2 separate regions of the Homo sapiens genome follow, and region 1 is linked to region 2. Evidence: chromatin contacts called from ENCODE Hi-C data. All regions are on one chromosome and are shown on one strand. The core of a region is the stretch at or near the end of the contact, and the rest is flanking DNA. Distances in the headings are between cores, read along the strand shown. Region 1 holds the start of SPMIP4 (sperm microtubule inner protein 4). Region 2 holds the start of NFE2L3 (NFE2 like bZIP transcription factor 3).

Evidence for each region. A loop is a pair of places that touch in the nucleus more often than their neighbours do. Pooled maps may share reads with other maps.
Region 1: a loop to region 2 is called in a map with no recorded cell type, with 7 times the contacts of the local background. The contact joins the promoter of SPMIP4 here to the promoter of NFE2L3 in region 2. A Hi-C loop is called at or near these places in 1 of 37 single-sample maps with no recorded cell type and 6 of 50 pooled maps.

Annotation. Positions count from the first base shown.
Region 1 is chr7:25,178,327-25,185,402 of GRCh38, reverse strand. It overlaps SPMIP4 (sperm microtubule inner protein 4), which reads left to right and starts at 5,049. Exons shown (of 10, transcript NM_138811.4): 1 at 5,049-5,741; 2 at 6,071-6,228. The coding sequence starts at 6,095. All of the region lies in intron 1 of LOC124901603 (a long non-coding RNA gene), which reads right to left. RefSeq lists silencers at 4,814-5,203, 5,264-5,543.
Region 2 is chr7:26,147,800-26,154,908 of GRCh38, reverse strand. It overlaps NFE2L3 (NFE2 like bZIP transcription factor 3), which reads right to left and starts at 2,711. Exons shown (of 4, transcript NM_004289.7): 1 at 1,841-2,711. The coding sequence starts at 2,410. RefSeq lists enhancers at 1,623-1,812, 1,163-1,956, 1,957-2,751, 5,760-6,432, 6,433-7,105 and silencers at 1,933-2,002, 2,013-2,262, 2,373-2,442, 2,453-2,522, 2,543-2,922.

The sequences.
Region 1 (7,076 bases), core at 3,800-6,299, 970 kb after region 2:
GAAAAGACCTGGGGAAGTGATAATTTTCTAAGTACCATATGACCCAGCAGTCAAATTTGAGCCAGAAAAATGAAAACTAATGTTCACACAAAAACTGTCCAGAAATGTGTACCACAGTGTTACTCATAATAATAATCACAAAACTGGAAACAACCTCATTTCTTCCCATGGATGAATAAAGAAATTGTGGAACATCTGTACCATGGAACACAAGTCAGCAGCGAAAAGGAAGGAACTACTGACCCCAGCCGCACCCTGGATGCATCCCCAGAGAGTTATGATGAGCAAGAAAAGCCAATCCCAAAGGGCTCCCTGTTGTATGATTCAGTTGACATGACATTCTGGAAATGTCAGGTTTATGGAAATGGAGAAGGAGTCCCCGGTGGCTGGGGTTACAGAGCGAGTGGTGAGGGAGGAGGCGATGAAGATGCTGGGTACTTACCGCATCTTCCCTCCCTGACTAGGTATCACCATGCCCTGAGTACAGAATGTGACACCACAGGATGCTCCCGGACTGTCCTCATCAGCTGGAGCCCCCGGGGGACAGCATGTCTTCCTGTCAGTTGCATCTAGAAGTGCCATGCCCACCCTCTCTATCGAATACACGTTTCATCCATATTTGTGTGTGTGGATCAGTGAAGAAGAAACTTAAGTAGTGGAACTTAATACATATGTGGAAAACATATTCTACATAACTTCACTCAACCAGGCAGTAGGGATAGCACATGGGGCCATCTGTATATAGGTCATAGTTCAAAGCATTGAATCATGACAGAGGAATAGAGACTGACCACTGAGTCTTCTGAGCAGAGGTTTAAGATTAGAGAGAAAAAGGCTACCCAGAAGGAACTCAAATTCATGGGACAAAATGTTAGAATATCCATGTAGGAAGATGCAAAGAAAGATAAAAGGAAAGATGCCAGGGAGGCCACAAGGACAAACAACTGCATGTAACCAAGGGCACATGGCCGGGTCACCTCGCTAAAGGGTCCTGATGATCATGTTTCTAAATAGAAGAACCTTACATTGCTTTTCAGACATTTCCAAGGGAATGATATCAGAAGCACAAGAGTCTTGGTTAGGTGACCATGGACCCCTACAGCAAGAGTGCTGGCCCCAGTCGAGCACTTACCTCACTGATTATGACTCTCCATGGCTCCATGTCCCCATAGATTGTAGGTGCTAGGACAACCCCTGATGCATTCTAGGTAACTGTTTACTAAATAGCACATTTTATAAATGTGTGCATCAACGTCACTTCAGTGTTCACTACTAAATGACCACCTAGTTCCTTAGCTACTCAAGGCAAAAAAAAAATTATTATTGTTTTTCACACAGTAAATTTTTTATTGGAGGAGGAGAACATCTAAAATCTACATTCTTAGAAAAATTTTAGTATGCAATACAATATTATGAATATTATAATCCTTGTGCTGCACATTACATTTCTAGGCTTATTCAATTGATCATAGTTGACATGACTACAACCATAAAGACTGTTGAGATTACAATGCTCTTTAAAAATAACCCTCTTCAAGAAAAAAATTGAAATGACACCCACAAAAAAGCTGATTGCGTTTTTATAATAAACAACTATGAAAGAAAGAAAATATGTTTTGAGAAGAATTTAAAGTACTGAACTTAGGTTAAATTATTTAGTACCAAAAAAGTATTAAAGTGTAATTTAACTCATTTGTAGTTTAAAGTCAGCAGAATATACATACTTTTAATTGTCATCCTACTAAGAAGATACATATACTGAAATCAACAAGGCTTTAAGTTTTTCAATTTTTAAAGATGCATATTTTAACGTTACTGAGACACTTTCCAACACATCTTCTAAGCAAGGCACCAGACTCCAAATTGTTTTTTCATGTAAAAAATATTCACTGGGCCGGGTGCATGACTCACGCCTGTAATCCCAGCACTTTGGGAGGCCAAAGCAGACGGATCACCTAAGGTCAGGAGTCTGAGACCAGCCTAGCCAATATGGCAAAACCCCGTCTCTACTAAAAATACAAAAAATTAGCCAGGCGTGGTGGCGAGCACTCGTAATCCCAACTACTTGGGAGGCTGAGGCAGGAGAATTGTTTGAACCGGGGAGGCGGAGGTTGCAGTGAGCCAAAATCACACCATTGTACTCCAGCCTGGGCAACAGAGACTCTGTTTCAAAAAGAAAAAAAAAATCATGTTCCTGGTCTCTTCATTCATTTTACTGGTCTCTATAACAGACTTAAAAGAAAGGTTATAGACTGTAATTCATGCTTTATGTTATTATCTACCTCCTACTTATTCTTTACCTGAAGGTGAAAGGTCTAACTGTGATTTGGAATTGTCATCAACCCACAGTATTCTAAGCATATATTATTTTCATTGCCAAATTTCATCTTCCCTGCTTGAAGGATTACTAGCAAAATGAGGTGGTGACAAGATCAACATGTGAGAAGTCAAAAGAAGGCAATCTGAGGCTACTGGCCCCCTGGCCATGTTATACCTAAGAAATTCGTCACTTGAGCATCCCTGGGTAGGAGGCTACTTTGTGTTGTTGAGATCACATCCTGGCTGAGATGGAGTGAGTTAAATCACAAAAGCTAAGAGTAACGAGTGTTGGTCAAACAAATAGACCCAATCCTGATATCCCTGAAAATTTCAGATGGAGAAGCATTTTCAAAGAAAACAATTGTTTTACAACGATCTGACAATGAATTTTTCTTGCCGGTACATTTTATTTGAAAAACGATAAAGATAAAAATAATTACATTTATCTGCCTTTTACACTCATCTGACCTAAAATAAAATTTCAAATCCCCTAGAACCTGGAGGCTATCACATGGCATATCCTGATCATTCAACCTGGAGTTGACACACTTTCTCCGGTGTCACTACCATCCATGTACATACATGGCTAGTGATGCATCTTCATCAGATGCCTCTGATTAAATCTATCATGCTCAGTTATTCCTCCCAGGAAGAATCAAGCCATGGGAAAATAGGACTAAGGTTGAGGATGAGAAAAAGGTGAAGTATAGAAAGTACTGGAAGACTGGGGACATGAAATGGGCTGGGGAGACAAGGAATTTAATGGGAGATCCTGAACACAGAGGAGCAGAAAAGGGGCAAAAGCTTACAATGAACTACCAGAAATTGGAGGGGAAATAAAGATGTCAAAGATAAAAGCCAGTTTCACCTAATACACAACTCTGTCTCCAGCAGGATCTATTCCTCTAGGCTTAGTGGGTGGTAACTACTGGAAGGTCGGCAGAGGTGCAGGAACTAAGAAATAAACCAAGACTACAAAATTACCACTGTGCCTACTTCAATACACCTTTCTTCCCCCACTCCAGGTAACACTCACATAGAAGGCACAGCACAAAATGAATGCCCACTGGTTGGTTAGTAGAAAGTTGTAAAGTAGGCAGAGAATAGCAAAGGCACCATCATACTGTTACCAAGCAAAGGAGGCTCGCTGCCCGAGGCACTAGAAGTCAATACTATAACACTGGGTTTTTGATAAAATAAAAACTTTTATTGCATGTCAACCAACAAAGAAATAGGAAGTCCAGCTCAAATCTGTCTCCCTGTGCTGGCTTTAGGACAATTATTTTATTAGAAATGGTTTTGAGTGTGGATTCTGGGATTAGCAGGTGCTTGGTGGAAGGAAAGAGGAAGTCTGGAAAGTCCTTGCGCATGTGCTCTTATTTCTTCATGCTACCTAAGGGTTCCACGTGCAAATTCAGTGAGGAGTTAGTATGAAACATGGCAGTAGAAATTCAGCTGTAAGGTCAGCAAGCTGGATCTGTGCAGACTCTAGTTGGCCTTATATGTTCCAGTGGATTTCAGCCAGTTTTATTAACCTACAAGCCCAGGCATTTCAGCATTTCAGCAATTTGTTTCTTTTATCTGCCATCCTGTAAACTCAAGAATTTCTATGACTGTTTTCTTTAACTCTTTGGCACACAGTTTCAACGCCCTTCTTCTCAGAGGTGGTCATTCTCACCCTCACCTTCTGGTTCCTGCAGGCTCATTTCTAGCCTCCCACACTGTATTAGTCTTTTCTCACAATGCTGTAAAGAACTGCCCAAGACTGGGTAATTTATAAACGAAGGAGGTTTAGTTGACTCACAATCTCACATGGCTGCGGAGGCCTCAGGAAACTTACAATCATGGCAGAAGGCCACGGAGAAGCAGTTACCTTCTCCACAAGGGGGCAGGAAGGAAAAGTGCTGGGAGAAGGGAGAAGAGCCTCTTATAAAACCATCAGATCTCGTGAGAATTCACTCGCTATTACGAGAACAGCATGGGGGAAACTGCCCCCATGATCCAATTACTTCCACCTGGTCTCTCCTTTGACAAGCGGGGATTATGGGTATTACAATTCAAGATGAGATTTGAGTGGGGACACAAAGCCTAACCATATCACACATATACACACAACCTAACCTCCTCACATCCCATTCCTTGATGGGGTGGCAGGTGGCGAGGGGGGGGTGACATCCCTTATTGTCAGCCATCACAGGAACTCATGACCCTGTAGGTGCAGATTCATGGCTCACATTTGTATCTTTTGGGGAAAACTGAGGTAATCAAGGTGGGGCTAGGCCCTGGGGACGAGGCAAGTAAAGGACTTTGCCATGTCCGCACCCACCAGGGAAGGAGCAGAGACTCTGTTAGGGCGCCATGCCAGGGGCTGCAGTTTCAGAATCCTGCAGACTCCACCCTCTATCTGGCCACACTGTCCCCAATTTTTGCGAGGTGACCTGGGGAGGGAGGACAGGTCGGATGCTCCGACCTCACCAGGGACTCCACTGGACCGGAGCTCTTCCTCCTCCGCCCAGTCCACATGAGAGAGCTCCCTGGCCGGCCCTGAGACAGCTCCAGACCTGGTAGCCCTGGAAAAAGAAACTGGTATCGCCATCGCCGCCGCCGCTAGAGGGCGCCTGGGGGCGGGGCGCGGGTGGGGCAAGGCGGGGTCCGACTGGAGGCAGGGCGGTGAGCCGAGAGGGGCGGGGCAAGGGACCGGGAGGCGGGGCCAGGGGTCGCAAGGCGGAAGAGCCCCTCTCGCCTCCGACCCGGCGCCTCGCACTCCGTTCACTCTCGGTTCCTCTTCGCATTCTTGCCAGTCCCGTAGCGCTGGGCTGGTTTCCTCCGAGGTCTCTAAGAGCCTCCTACTGCGCCCCGCTCGCCGCCCGGAAGCCCCCAGCCCCTCAAGGACGCATCACCTAATGCCGCGGTCACGGCCACCGTCACAAGCGCCCCCAGCCCCACCCCACCCCGGCCTGCCCGCCGTCCTTCTCCCGCCCCCGCCCCTGCCTGCCAGCTCCACCGGGCCGTAGGTGCGGACGACCTCAAAATTCCTCGGCCCGCGAAGGCCGCCAGCTGCGGGGAGGGGAGGGGAGGCGCGGTCCCGCAGCGCCCCCAGGCTCATGTCCCAGGTATGTCCAGACCCCCGAGGCACCGCTTGCAGGGCAGTGACAGCCCGTGAGGCTCGGCCTCGACCCCTGGCACCCTTGGTCCCAGCTACGCCGGCTCCTGGCCTTCCCCCAAGTCCGAGAGAGAGGTGGGATTCTCCCCGACGCAGTTGGAAACCGGGAATCCCCTTTAGGGTCCCGTTCGTGCTGCACTACTGACTCCACCATCTGCAAAGGGATTCTTGTCCAGAATCCCCGAAGGCTTTAGGACAGCGCTTATTTTGTTGAATGAAGAGTCTCTAATTTTCGGAAAGACCACAGGCTAAAAGTCAAGTGAGTTTTCTTGAATAGTTATAGTTAAATTTAAGGCAGGAATTGAATGTCAGTTGATGGCCACAAAGTAGCGGACTGGTACGAACCTACTGGATGATCATTCTGGTGACTACTTGGAGGCACCGTCCACTTTGTGGATTTGTTTCAGTTGAAATTTATTTCCATAGAACTTATTTAGGTCTCTATTTATTACTGATTTGACGGCTTTCAGTGCAGAGGGAAGCCTGTGACGTCTGTGCAGCGTCAGGTTGAACAATTTAGCAGTGTAAAATGTGTTTTCTGCCTGCCTTGACTCGACAAGCCAAATGTGCCCTCCTTTTCTTTTCCAGGTTGTGCCTTTTTAGCCAAGAAGCATGGAAGTCATTCACGGCAGGCCCTACTGTTGCAGGGAGCTTGAAGGAGCTGACATACTGTCCAACACCTTTTACTCTAATGAATTGCACAACCCCCTCCAGACGGTTACTCGCCCAACTGCCTCAGAGGACAGGTAAAACAAAAACTAGAAAAAGCAAACAAGAAAAAGCAGTTTTAATGTATTCGTGTATTTTATTATGTGAGGAAAAACATTTATTGTTCTGGGGCTCTTCTGTTTCTTGTTTGTTTGTTTGTTTGTTTGTTTTTGAGACGGTGTCTCGCTCTGTCGCCCAGGCTGGAGTGTAGTGGTGCGATCTCGGCTCACTGGGACCTCTGCCTCCCAGGTTCAGGTGATTCTCCTGCCTCACCCTCCAGAGTAGCTGGGATTACAGGCATGCACCACCATGCCCAGCTAATATTTTTGCATTTTTAGTAGAGACAGGGTTTCACTATGTTGGCCAGGCTGTTCTCAAACTCCTGACCTCAAATGATCCACCCACCTCGGCCTCCCAAAGTGCTGGGATTACAGGCGTGACCACTGCGCCGGGCCGGGGCTCTTCTGCTTATCATATAATAGGGAAGGCAAAACGTGGCAATTATCTGAACCTTCAAGTGTCTGTAAGGAACTCGAGAAGTAAGTGGCTGTCTACTATAAAAGCCACACATCAAATTCATCCACTACATTCTAAAATCTTAGAATGGTCCGTTCCTTCATTGGGAAATTAATATGTTGTAAGCAAAGACTTTTATAAATAGTACTGTATTGGTTCCCTAACATGCCCTTCTACCATCTGCCCAAAAATACTCCCAGAATTTGCTGCTTATACTTGTGTAAATTTTTGCTTCACCAAATTCCCTGTAACACATTAATTATACATTATGATTTAATTTATGAAAAGCAGTTTGGTGATTTCTCAAAGAACTCAAAACAGAATTACCATTTGACCCAGCAATCCCATTATTGGATTCTAAGTTGTTCTT
Region 2 (7,109 bases), core at 1,462-3,961:
CAGAGCCTCCACAGTGGTTTGGCTGGCCTAGGCTCAAAAAATGCCTCCAAGGCAGGCCTGCCAGTCTAGGCCACCCATGGTGGCTCATGCCTGTAAACCCAGCACTTTGGGAGGCTGAGATGGGATGGGTACTTGAGCCAAGGAGTTCGAGACCAGCCTAGGCAACATAGCGAGACCTGTCTCTACAAAAAATCAGCCAGTATGGTGGTGCACGCCAGTTCTCCTAGCTACCTGGGAGACTGAAGTGGAAGGATTGCTGGAGCCGGGGAGGTTGAGGCTGCAGTGAGTCGTCATTGCACCTTTGCACTCCAGCCTGGGCAACAGAGCAAGACCCTGTCTTTAAAACAAAACAAACAAAAAAACAGCCAAGGGAAGGCCACTTTGTCTCCCAGGTGATGCCGGGAGGGAAGTTTCCGAGGACTGAACAGCTTCCTCTCTTCTCCCTCCAGGTCCCTGTGCACTTTGCACACAGGTTGGCATTCGGGTGTGGGTGGCAGAGTGCCATCTGGTACAGCATCCAGCACTAGGTTTCAACTCTGTGTTACAGAACCAGGAATGGTGGTAGTGCACAAGTACTCACTTATTAGAGGGCAGAGCATTTAGGTGAGACAGACCCCATGGGGTCCAGATTGGATGAGTGAGTGGGGAAGAACCTCCCACAGTATATCCTGAACACAGAAGGATCCCTCCAAGACTCTCACTGGCCCCCACCCCATTGGTTCCGGTCCCCAGGAAGAGGAAGGGCTCAGATCAGCATAACAGTGAATCACCGAGCACTTCCACACAATGACCCCTCCAGGAGGGTGGAGAAGCTTGTCTGGCAACAGCCTACACAAACGGCAATTCTGAAGAGCAACAAACAAACCAGTTTAGCCCCAATTCCCATTTTGCATAAGAATGCGCCCCACAAAAACAACACCCGAAGAACATTAGTTGATCACCACTGGTTGATCGTTACCAGTTGCAAACACTAAAGTTTGAGCCAAGACAGAATTTTAAAAGTCCCCTGGAAGGAACTTTGGGTAAAGTGGTTTTGTGGAAACTGGTGTTAAAGTGTCATTAGACTGAACTCAAACGTTCCATGGGGAGCACCAGATGTTTCAAGCAACAGATCTTGGTAAACTTGGTTTCAGAAAGAAGTTAAGCCAGAGAAGGGTTTGGACCCATAAACCAAAGGGAACTTGTTAGTCACTAAGTGACTGCCAAGGTACCTGTTTTCGTTATGCTAATAAGAGGTTACACAAATTCCAGGAAGGAGGATTGCTAGGTGCAGGGGATGGTTAGGTCACAGGGGGACCGCCTGCCGGCTGGCCTCTGAATAGACCCTGACCATGGCTCCTTAATCCAGGGAAGCAGCAAAAACGAACAGCAATTGGGCTGAAAACAGGGCGAAGGTCCTTGCGTTAGGCCGGGAGAGTCGTTCTTAAAAACATGCATCCTCCCAGAGGTCACGGCCTCCTTCACATCGTCCAGGTCGGGCACGGGTCCCAGAGAACGACACCCCAGTGTACATGAGGTACTGAGCGAAGACAGTGGGCATTGCTTCTCCCCTCCCCATCCCCGAACTACTCTTGCCAGCCATCACACACAAGGAAAGGTATTCTCTATAACCAAACGGATGATTTCGTCCACTTCTTCCTTAAACACCTAAAAACCACAGCGACAGCACTAGTAGCCCTTCATTCGGAATCAGAGCAGCAGCATCTGCGAACCTGCAAAGACCAGGGGCTAAGGGTGCCAGGACACAGCGAGAGTGGCCCCTGCTCAGATCCGACACAAGCCTCGGGGGCTCCCGGCGGCGTAGACGCCGCACTTCGCTCGCTTCCCGCTCTGCACCTACCTCGCTCGCACATCCGCCAGCGTCCGGCACCTGAGCCGTCGGTTCCGCGGGTGCCTTCTCCTCTTCCCCGGCGTCCAAGGGGCCACTCCGAGCCGCTCGGGGGTCCCCGCCGCCCCCCTGCACAGCCTGGCTGCCGCCGTCCACGCTGGCGCCGGCTCCTCCGGTGGACGAGGCGGCGGCGGCGCCGAGCAGCCCGTGGGCCTCGTCCGCGCTCCCGGCAGCCACGCTGTGCACCAGCCATGCATCCACGCTGGTGCGAGGGACGAAGGGGACCCCGAGCGCGCGCACCTCCCGGAGCAGCTGGCCCTCGGGCGGCGCGGCAGGGTCCAGCTCCCGGCCCTTGGGGTGCAAGTGGCCCGCGCGCCCCCACCCTCCCGAGGCCGAGAAGGGGCTGAGCGCGTAGGCGGAGCTGGCCGGGCCGCCCAGGAACAGCAGCTCGTCCTGCAGCAGGGTGGGCGGCGGCAGCAGCAGGTAAAGATCTAGGTCTACGCGGAGCCCCGCCAAGCTCAGCAGGAGGGTGAGGTGCAGGAGGCCGCCGCCGGCCGACCACCACCGCTTCAGGTGCTTCATCGCCGCCGCGCGCCCGGGAACGCCCCTGCCGGCGCCCGCGGGTCCCGGCGCCCCAGCCGCCGGGGTGACACGTGCGGACCCCGCGCGCCGCCCGCACCTGCCTGGAACCCAGATAAGCGAAACAATGGACCGGGGCGCGTGGCGGCCGTCGCGGGTTCCCAGCACCGGGCACAAAGGCGTTCCCTCGGCAGCCGGCACCGTGCCTGGCACCGCCGGGGATCGGGAGAAGCGAAGAAGGAGCCACCTGAGCGCCGAGCCCGTTCGCCCAGCCGCCCGCAGCCCGGCGCGGTGGCCAAGCTCCGCCCCCGGCCGCGGGCGCAGCCGACAGGAACACGCCCCCTGCCGCCCGGGGCCCGCGCCCGTGGGAGGGGCCGCACGGGGCGGGGCTCCCCGAGCTCAAAGCCTCTTTATGTCCGGGGAACGCAAGGCTTTCTGGGAGCAGAAGTTGTTCTGGGCACCAAGTGGCCCCTTGCCACCCTGTGGCCGTGAGCTGGGCCATCCTTGCTGAAAGCCAAGGGCGGGAGTTGGGGTGGAGGGCTAGGTGGTGGGTAGCTGGGTGGGAAGGGACAGGATGTGTAGACTGGGCGGAGAGTGACTGGGCAGCTACGAGGGGCCTGGCAGCTTGCAACGGGCTTCCACCCCAACGTGAGGACACTTGGCGGGCAGAGTGGGCAAGAGTAACCTCTCTGTCTCAGTTCCGCTATCTGTAAAATGGGGATCATAGAGCCTGTCAAACAGGGATGTGTTGAGGTCAGATGAAATATTTCGTGTAAAGTTCGGAGTTTCACATATAAATTCCACCGTTGCCATTGGGATCAGTCATCCCACCACTCCGCACACCCCAGTCCCAGCCTCACAGACCCCTCTCTCTTCTCTGGGCGTGCTCTGCATAGTGCTAGACCTCCTCTCGGTATCCTTTGCTCCTTATCCGTTGTTTCCTTGAGGGTTGACAGCACCAGCTCTACAGTTACCCTGAGTGAGTTCAAGTCCCCCCTCCACTTGAGGGGCGACCTTGGACAAATCTCTCCTTTTCTCTGTGCCTCAGTTTTCTCACTGTAAAATGAGACTAATAATAGCACCTCCCCAGCAGACCTTTTGTGAGCCCCAAATGAGATAATGCATGTAAACCACCGACCACAGCACTGCATGGGTAGGAAGTGCTCCCTGCTACCCATTGTTTGTGTTACTCACCCTCAAGGCTTAGCTCCAAAGCTACATCCTCTGAATTTTCACCAGTTGGCATTAATCTCTCCCCCATCTGTTGCACCGTGATTTCTCCGTTTGCCAACATTGTAACAGTTGGCCCATTCAACTCTGTGTTGTAGATGAGAATCGGTCTGATTTGCCCATTGTAAATTCTTGAGGACAAGGAACCTGTTTGGTTCACCTTTGTCCATGCACAGTACCCAGCACTGGGCCTTGCAAGGGTAGGTTTTACTAACCTTAGCTCCCTTCCTTGGAAGAAAAGGGGACAGGAGGGGATGCCCAACTGAGAATGGGCAGTTGTGTAAAAAGTTGAGCAAGACTTGTTTTAAAAGGCCCCTCCCTCCACCTGGCTTTCTCATCTCTCTCCTGGGCTAGTGTAGTAAGAAGAGAAAAGAATGGGGACCAGGGGAGCAGAAACAGGGGAGCAGAGGAAAGTTGCTTCCTCTGTGTTAAGCCTTGGAAGATGGGTTGGGGTGGCAAAGAGGATGAAGAAAGGTGATTGCCAGGTTATCAAGACCCCGTTCACAGCATTTAGTCTTTGAACAGCGGATTTAGAGTCTCAGCTTAGTAAATGCTGCCTTCAGCTTTTTACTGAGAACCTACTAACTGCCTGAGGCTGTGCTGGAGGCATGAAGGATATGAAACGGAGTTCTTTCCTTCCGTAAGCTTATGGTTTTACTAGGGAGATGAGATAAAAATTTGTGAGACACTAAGAAACAAGAGAAATAATGTACTCAATTGCCAAAATACTTAGATGTAAATTACTTCAAGGTTTATATAGGGAGCTCTAAAACTATTGAGAGTAGAGGCGGTGCCTTCTTCAAGGCGGTGCCCTCCAGAATCTTACACACAGTTGATGCTCAAAAAAAATATTAGTTGAATTGAGGAGGTTACACTTGAGATGTATTTTGAGAAATCTGAATAGACTGGGAACAGGAAGCACATACAAACTTCTAACATTTGTTGGGAAGTGGGCTAACCCCTCACCATTTTACAATGTGAATTGGTAATCATAGTGTTAAATATCTTTCAGACTATACACTTCAAAAGCATGGCTTAACTCTGGCTCTTGACTGGTGGGAAGAACAAGGGTACCTAAAAGACCTTGCAGGAAAGTGTTAACCAGGAGACAATCCTACATACCCTTGACTTTACTCACAATAAAAAGTCCCACTTTTAGGAGCATGGGGAGAATGGAATGAAATTAGAAGGAAAAACTTCTCTTTAGGTTTATTTCTAGAATCCTCCATCTAGGAATAGCCAAGTGAAAAGTCCAAACCATTGTCTTGTAAAAGCCTTGAAAAGTCATCTGCATTCATAAAATCCTGAAATCAGTGCTACTCAAAGGTTGACCTGAAACTGATGCTCATGTGTAAACTATTTGCTTCTGATCCAAATGAGATAAGTAATAGAATTGAGAATTTAAAGAAAAAAAAATTTTTTTTTGTAGAGATGGAGTCTTGCTGTGTTGCCCAGGCCTGTCTTGAACTCCTGGGCTCAAGCGATCCTCCTGCCTCAGCCTCCCTAACTGCTGCAATTACAGGTGTGAGCCACCATGCCTGGCCTAAAGAAATTTTTATAGCAATTTGACATCATTACAACATCAACAGATGAGCTGAGGTTTTGGGTTTTTTAAATGCCTTTGTAATTTCATTTTTCTAGAAATGAATTTCTATTTTATTTGACAAAAGTGCTGACTTGCAACAAATTGAAAAAATTTTTTTAAAGTTGATTCTTCAAAGGGTTAGTTTGAGAAGCACCACCTTAAATGGCATCCTGGTAGGGTAGGCAACTCCCAAGATAATGTCCAGTGATTATTCCCTTCCCTATATTCCCTAGTGTGGGCTAGACCTGGTGATGTGCTTCTAATAAACAAAATATGGCAAAAATGGTGGGCTTTCATTTCTGAGTTTAGATTACAAAAAGATGGAGTGGCTTTTATCTTGCTTACCCTCTCTCCCACTTTCTCCCTCTTGGAGCCCTCACTCTGGGGGAAGGAAGCTACCATGGTTGTTGTTTTTTTTTTGTTTTTTCTTTTTTTTTTTTGAGATGAGGTTTTGCTCTTGTTGCCCAGGCTGGAGTGCAATGGCGCGATCTTGGCTCACTGCAGCCTCTGCCTCCCAGGTTCAAGCAATTCTCCTGCCTCAGCCTCCTGAGTAGATGGGATTACAGGCGCCCACCAACACGCCCAGCCCAGCTGTTTTGTATTTTTTTTAATTTTATTATTATTTTTTTAAATTGATCATTCTTGGGTGTTTCTCGCAGAGGGGGATTTGGCAGGGTCATAAGACAATAGTGGAGGGAAGGTCAGCAGATAAACAAGTGAACAAAGGTCTCTGGTTTTCCTAGGCAGAGGACGCTGCGGCCTTCCGCAGTGTTTGTGTCCCTGGGTACTTGAGATTAGGGAGTGGTGATGACTCTTAACGAGCATGCTGCCTTCAAGCATCTGTTTAACAAAGCACATCTTGCACCGCCCTTAATCCATTTAACCCTGAGTTGACACAGCACATGTTTCAGAGAGCACAGGGTTGGGGGTAAGGTCACAGATCAACAGGATCCCAAGGCAGAAGAATTTTTCTTAGTACAGAACAAAATGAAAAGTCTCCCACGTCTACTTCTTTCAACACAGACACAGCAACCATCCGATTTCTCAATCTTTTCCCCACCTTTCCCCCTTTTCTATTCCGCAAAACCGCCATTGTCATCATGGCCCGTTCTCAATGAGCTGTTGGGTACACCTCCCAGACGGGGTGGTGGCCGGGCAGAGGGGCTGCTCACTTCTCAGAAGGGGCGGCCGGGCAGAGGCACCCCCCCCTCGTCCCGGACGGGGCGGCTGGCGGGGCGGAGGCGCCCCTCACCTCCCTCCCGGACGGGGCGGCTGGCCGGGCGGGGGCTGACCCCCCAGCTCCCTCCCGGAGGGGGCGGCTGGCCGGGCGGGGGCTGACCCCCCAGCTCCCTCCCGGAGGGGGCGGCTGGCCGGGCGGGGGCTGACCCCCCAGCTCCCTCCCGGAGGGGGCGGCTGGCCGGGCGGGGGCTGACCCCCCCACCTCCCTCCCGGACGGGGCGGCTGCCGGGTGGAGGGGCTCCTCACTTCTCAGACGGGGCGGCTGCCGGGCGGAGGGGCTCCTCACTTCCCAGACGGGGCGGCCGGGCAGAGACGCTCCTCACCTCCCAGACGGGGCGGGGCGGCGGGGCAGAGGCGCTCCCCACACCTCAGACAATGGGCGGCCGGGCAGACACTCCTCACTTCCTAGACGGGATGGCGGCCGGGAAGAGGCGCTCCTCACTTTCCAGACTGGGCAGCCAGGCAGAGGGGCTCCTCACATCCCAGATGATGGGTGGCCAGGCAGAGACGCTCCTCACTTCCCAGAAGGGGTGGCGGCTGGGCAGAGGCTGCAATCTTGGCACTTTGGGAGGCCAAGGCAGACGGCTGGGAGGTGGAGGTTGTAGCGAGCCGAGGTCACGCCACTGCACTCCAGCCTGGGCACCGTTG